Linked DNA regions of Mus musculus: region 1 is linked to region 2. The links are chromatin loops, found by intact Hi-C in ENCODE. Cell type or tissue: left cerebral cortex. All regions are shown on one strand. Each heading gives the region's core, and the rest is flanking DNA. Links, peaks and the distances in the headings are about the cores only. Region 1 holds the start of Eif3c (eukaryotic translation initiation factor 3, subunit C). Region 2 holds the start of Atxn2l (ataxin 2-like).

Region 1 (2,902 bases), core at 102-2,601, 63 kb after region 2:
CCAAGAACAAGTAACAGAAGGCTTATAGACTGTATGAGACAACTGTCTAACAGCACATATGGCTACAAGTACCTAAGAAAGCAGCAGACAAAAGGCCCCCTAACTCTAACAAATGGGAAAAGCTCCAAGGAGCTGGTACCTAGCCAGATTCTAAAAAGAAACATTTCCCAAAATAGGAGAGGCCACTAGTTTTGGTGAATTCTAACACTCTCTTTGATTGTATTTTTTTCAATAATGGGTGAAAGCATTCAGTTAGCAACAGTGTCTCTATTATTTTCTTTCCATGGTATTAACTTTTCCTGACAATTTTTTTTTAATATGGGACAAGTGATAGTTTTTCCACTTTGGACAGTGTTATGCTATCGCAGTCACATGGATATGTCTGGATATTCATCTACAATTCTCTACAAGTCTCTGTGGAGCGCCGGGCGTGGTGGCGCACGCCTTTAATCCCAGCACTCGGGAGGCAGAGGCAGGCGGATTTCTGAGTTCGAGGCCAGCCTGGTCTACAAAGTGAGTGCCAGGACAGCCAGGGCTACACAGAGAAACCCTGTCTTGAAAAACCAAAAAAAAAAAAAAAAAAAAAAAGTCTCTGTGGAGGTAAGTATGTCTTAAAACCCTTCAGGTACACAGCAAAAACAATGTTGTTTTGAGAACTGTTTCAAAGTTCAAAAAGTTTTAATTTACAGAGATCGAGAAAAAGACAGTAAATAAAGATGAACACAGCAGTGTTTAGCATTTGGCACGCAGAGCCAAACGACCGGATTTCAGGGCCAAACTAACCAAGCACTGAGGGTTTCCCTCCATGAGTACAAATCATAACGACTAAGCTTAGTGGGAAGATTTACGATACGGGGAGTTTCCGAAAGCCACAGTCAAGGGGCGGGAAGGGATGCGAGAGATGGAATGTGGGCAGGAGTTACGAGGCTGCAGACTTGGAGGCCTTAAGAGCTGATGCAATACTAAGCAACGGAAAACCTCTCCTCCTCCTCGGTACCGAGGACGCCGAGGGCTCCCCCAGCTCGCTGCGAGAGCTCCTTTCTCAGACGCGCCCAGCCCATGGCTCCGCTCGCCCACCCGAGCCCCCGCAGCCCGCCAAACCCGTCCCCTCCGCGCCCCCAGCTCACTGTTTGCCGTAGTTCCCGGAGACCGGTTTGGTGACGAGCTCCTCCCCGGACAGGGACGACTCCGACTCACTGTCCGAGCCGGTGGTGAAGAATCGCGACATGGCGACGGCGCTGAAGGGCTGAGGCGCTCGCGGCCGGAACCTGAGGAAACCCGCGGCGTCAGGGTTTGGGGGCAACCGCGGCTACCATCTCCCGACCCGGACCCCCGTTCCCGCCTGCACGGCCTCCCCCTTGCCCTCCACGGAGCACGAGGCCCAAGAGACACGAACCAGCTAAGCTGCCGAGTCCCTCTGAGCAGGTGAGACAGGCACGACGCCGGAAGAGGAAAAGGTTGGGGGGGCGTCACTTCCCGGAAGCACCAAAGAATGCGCTAAATAACTACAATTCCCAGTGGCCTTTGCGCTATACACGGCCTGGGACGAATTAGTAGCCGAGGTTCTAAATCTTATCTAAACTAAGACTGACTGGCTGCTCACTAGGACCGCCCGGACTAGGCTGCAAGACTGACAATATAGAATTTAGTAACCGCCCCATGGTGCACGTCTGTAATTCCCTACACTAGAAAGGGTGAAGCAGGAGGATCATGGGTTCAAGGCCAGACTGGGCCAAAAAAAAAGAAAAAAAAAAAAAAAAAAAAAAAAAGCTAAGCTCTGAAGCCTGCGGAGGTGGCTCAACACCTTTAATCCCAGCGCTCAGGAGGCAGAAACAAGTGGATCTCTGAGTTCGAGGCCAGCCTGGTCTCCAGAGCGAGTTCCAGGACAGCCAAGAGAAACTATGTCTCGAAAAAAAAAACAAAAAACAAAAAAAAAAAACAAAAAAACAAAAAGTATTCTGGCCGCCCATCTTAACTTCAGAGTAAGAATCTAAGGGCTGGTGTCAGCTTGATGCCGATGTCCTGCGAGGTTTTGGAGGAGTGTCGTTGTTGTCATTTTGTTTTGTTTTGTTTTGTTTTAGAAAAGGATTTTAAAAATACGGAACGCTTTACAAATTTGTGTGACATCTTTGTGCAGGGGCCATACTAATCTTACCTTATCTTTCCAATTTTAATATATATGCTTCAGAAGAGAGCATGGTTTCTCAGGTTTAAGCAAACTTCATAGATCTTGAGTGTTGGAATCCTGTCTTTACCGTTTTCTTAGGCAAACTTTCTAACTTCTAATCTCTCTCTGCTCTTCTCCCTGTGCTACAAACAAAGGGGAATAATAGCACTTGTTCATTTGATATTAGGAAAATAAAATGAGAACATATGATGTGTGTGGGACAGTACCTTGTGCAGAATGAGCATATACTAGCTAGCCACTGGACCCACGAGGTGTTTCAGATGAAAAAGCACTTGTCACCAAGCGTAAGAACTTGAGTTAGTTCCCTATGGCCACAGAATAGAAAAAACAACTCCTGATAGTTGTCTTCTGACCACCTCCCCTGACTACCACCCTACCACCTCCCACCTCCCCCAATTCCTAGTGGCCTTTGCAACATACAAGGCCTAGATTTTTGTAGTACTGGGTATGGAACCCAGGGTCTAGATCCATACTAGGCAAGCATTTCACCAACTGATGTCTGGGGTGCCCAAAAATAAACAGTGAAGTATAATTCTAGCAAAATGGCACTGTTGGGTGGGTTTTATATAAAGACGGCCTTGAGGTCAGAGGCCTGAGGCTTCACCTTAGCCTGCTAGCCTGCTGGCAGTGTATGCATGTCTGTGTGCCTACCTCAGCGTGGCCCCAGTGCCAGTCTCTTGTGTATGCATGTTGCCTGCCAGAGTTCAGCTTCCA
Region 2 (2,902 bases), core at 197-2,696:
GCACCCACTCCCCACTCACCGACACCAAACGCCCCTAAACCCTCCAAATAACCCCTCCCTCCTCCGCCTCTGCTCTACGTGTTACCGGGGCAAGCCAATGCCCGAGTCATAAGACAGCATCCGCGCGCACGTACGCCCGGGGAGCGCGCGCGCAGGAGCTTCCCAGCCCGCAGTCTTCCCAGTAGCCGCTGCTTCCGCGCCCCCGCCCACCCCGTCCCCCTCTCACTGGCTACACCGGGAAGAGGAGGGAACAATCCGCTCCCAAGTCCCTCCCTCCCCATTGGCCAAACTGTGGGCCGCGCGCCCCCCCCCCATTGGCTACAGTCGGGGACCCCTTCATGCAGCTGACTCCCCATTGGCTGAAGCCGGGGACCGCGAGATCCTTCGTGGTAATGGAGCTAGGGACCCCATCACCTCCTCAACCCCCCCAACACCCTTTGCCGACGGAGCTGGCGGGATGCGCCCCGCCTCCCCTCAGGGCCCAGACCCCCAAGAGGTGACTAGGCCCAGAGAGCCGAGCGCTGCCCCCAGGCTCCTGGAGACCTCCCGGAGAGCTTTCTCTCCGACCTGTTGGCACGAGGGTCCACCCCCTCCTTCACGGGGTCCTGGGCCCCCAAGAGCCCCCTCAACAGCTCCAAGCCGGGGCGCTGCCTCCCGGGCTCTCCCTAGCCAGGAAGCCCCGTCCTCACCTGACGCTGCCGATAGCCACTGCCCCTGGCCTTTCTTGATGCTGCGGCGGCGCTGACGCCGCTAAGATGCTTTCGGCTCCGCGGCGAAGTCCGCTGCCGGCAGCGGCTGCAGGCCCCAGGCACGGAGAGACCGCTGCGGGAGGCCCCGGGGGAGCCGCGGTGGCGGTCAGCGGTCCCGGGAGGCCGCCGTTGGGAGGGCTGGTCCCGCCGGGAGACCGGCGAGCCACGGCCTGTTGCGTGGGGGGCGGCTGCTGGGGTTGGGAGGTCTGTTGTGGCGGCTGAGGCTTCAACATGATGGCAGCGTCCGGAAGAGAAATAAGAGGGAAGGGAAAGAGGGCCTGGGGCCGGGCCCCTGCTGGAGAGCGCGGGAAGCGAAAGAGATCGCCAAGCAGGGGACCCGCCGTTGGCGGGCGGGGGGAGCCCCGCGGTGTCAGGGGTGGATCGAGAAGACGGCGGCGCGAGGAAGCGCCGCGAGGCGGAAGGGGAGGGGGGATCTCGCGGGCCGGTGGACAGCGAGAGGGCGCGAGCCGGCCTGGCGCGCGTGCGCGTCGCTGGAGAAGGAGAGGGAGGAGCGCGGGCGGAAGCGCCGGCGGGGGAGGGGCGCGGGGAGCGCCGCCAGGCGGTTAGTTCCGGAACAGAGGAGAGGCTCGAGCCGTGGCTCCGACCGGCCTAGCCCCTGGGGCGGAAAAGGAGCCGCGCAGGCGCTTAGCGCACCTCTAGGTTCTGAGCCACCTTAAATGCTGGCGGCCGCGGTTGCTTCACAACGAGGGTGGGCGGGGCCAAAGCCGGGAAGGGGAAGTGCCGGCGGACCCGCCCCTCCCACGCCGCCAGCGTAACGTCAGAAAGTCTCCGCGGTGGTGTGAGGTGTCACGTCGTAGCGTGAGGTTCTTCCGCCACTGGGTGACCGGTGGGCGGAGTCTCGGGAGCAAGAGAAAAAAAAAAATCCCTAGGACTGGAAAAACCTAGTACAGGTAACTTAAGGCAGGTGGGTTTTTAAAGGTGCTGCTCTCCATCTTAACTGCTTTAAAATATTAATGAGCGTCAGAATGACTATTCTGAGCATATGTGCATCCCAACAAATGTGCCCAATTCTAAATTGAAATTCAGTGATTCTTTCAGGGAGAGCGACCCCCTGAACAGTAGCAATACAAGCCGTCTGAAAGCCAGACTGACTAAGAGTATATTACAGAATCCAGCTGCATAGCAAGACACGGTTAGAAAACCGTGGTATAGTGCTTGCCTATTAAGGCAGCCCTCATTCAAAATTAGGGCAGCTATGGTGCTTCAGAACTTTAATTCCAGTACTAGGAAGGGAAGGTAGGAGGATCAAAAGTTTGAGGCTATCCTGCATTGTATAATAAATATCAGGTCAGCTGGGCAGACCCTGTTTCAAAAGGAAAAGTTGATGGAAAAGTCCATGCTTTGGGTAACTAAGCCACTCAAAGCTCAAGCTAGTGGAAGATTTATATAATTTGAGCAAAGGTACTTGGTAAAACACAGAGGGCAGGAAAATGGATTTCTATACAGACGAAATGGATCTGACAGGACATACGAAAAAATGGAGCTTGATTGGAGCCTGAAATCCTCACTCTATAGCTGTAGCTGGCTTTTAACTCCTTGTGTATACCATGGTGGTCTTAAAACTCACAGAGATCTGTCTGCCTTCTGAGTGCTATGATTCAGACATAAATCAGCACAGCCAGACTTTGTCATGGAATGTTAACCTAAAATCCCTTTATTGATAACATAATCCAAAAATTAAATCTAGGATTGGGTAGACACTAAGAAATTGAATATAGCAGTACAGATGAGTCCAAATCTACACTTCAGATTAATAACCCATCATAAGCGGAAAAATGGAATTAATTTAAAGTCATCCTCAAATATTTAGTCTGAGGCCAGTGGGTCAGGTGAGAGTCGGCATACACTTCCTAAAAAGTATAGGAGCAGGGGAAAGATAAATAGGTCATTTGGTAGCAGTGTACAAAATAAAAATGTATGTGTGGGTGGTTTGCCTTGCAGGTATGTTGGTGTAGAGTGTGTGTGTGTGTGTATGTGTGTTGGTCTTGAAGGCCAGAAGCAGGTATCCGGTCCCAGGGACTGGAGTTAACAGTGATAAGAAGCCATGCAATTGTGTTGCTGAGAATCAAAGCCAAGTCCTCTGGAACTGAGCCATCTCTCCAGCTCCCAGATTTTTAAATTTTATCGTAGGC

Evidence for each region. Peaks named below come from ENCODE experiments on the same cell type or tissue, not always from the same donor. Only the 100,000 strongest peaks of a DNase experiment are listed, where the experiment ranks them.
Region 1: it touches region 2 in a loop (6-fold over the local background); 7 of 42 quality-filtered maps call a loop at or near these places.

What each region holds. Positions count from the first base shown.
Region 1 is chr7:126,564,952-126,567,853 of GRCm38, forward strand. Eif3c (eukaryotic translation initiation factor 3, subunit C) reads right to left here and starts at 1,415. Exons shown (of 21, transcript NM_146200.1): 1 at 1,397-1,415; 2 at 1,128-1,268. The coding sequence starts at 1,228. It overlaps Gm25579 (a small nuclear RNA gene), which reads right to left and starts at 2,198; the gene lies at 2,093-2,198. In left cerebral cortex, for the core only: no CTCF peak of the experiment used is centred there; a DNase peak (open chromatin) is centred at 1,501; H3K4me3 peaks cover 1,396 bases; H3K27ac peaks cover 1,104 bases.
Region 2 is chr7:126,502,211-126,505,112 of GRCm38, forward strand. Atxn2l (ataxin 2-like) reads right to left here and starts at 1,227. Exons shown (of 22, transcript NM_001361487.1): 1 at 690-1,227. The coding sequence starts at 982. 4930456A14Rik (a long non-coding RNA gene) reads left to right here and starts at 224. Exons shown (of 3, transcript XR_869939.3): 1 at 224-389. In left cerebral cortex, for the core only: a CTCF peak has its summit at 1,324; DNase peaks (open chromatin) are centred at 253 and 1,440; H3K4me3 peaks cover 2,035 bases; H3K27ac peaks cover 1,911 bases.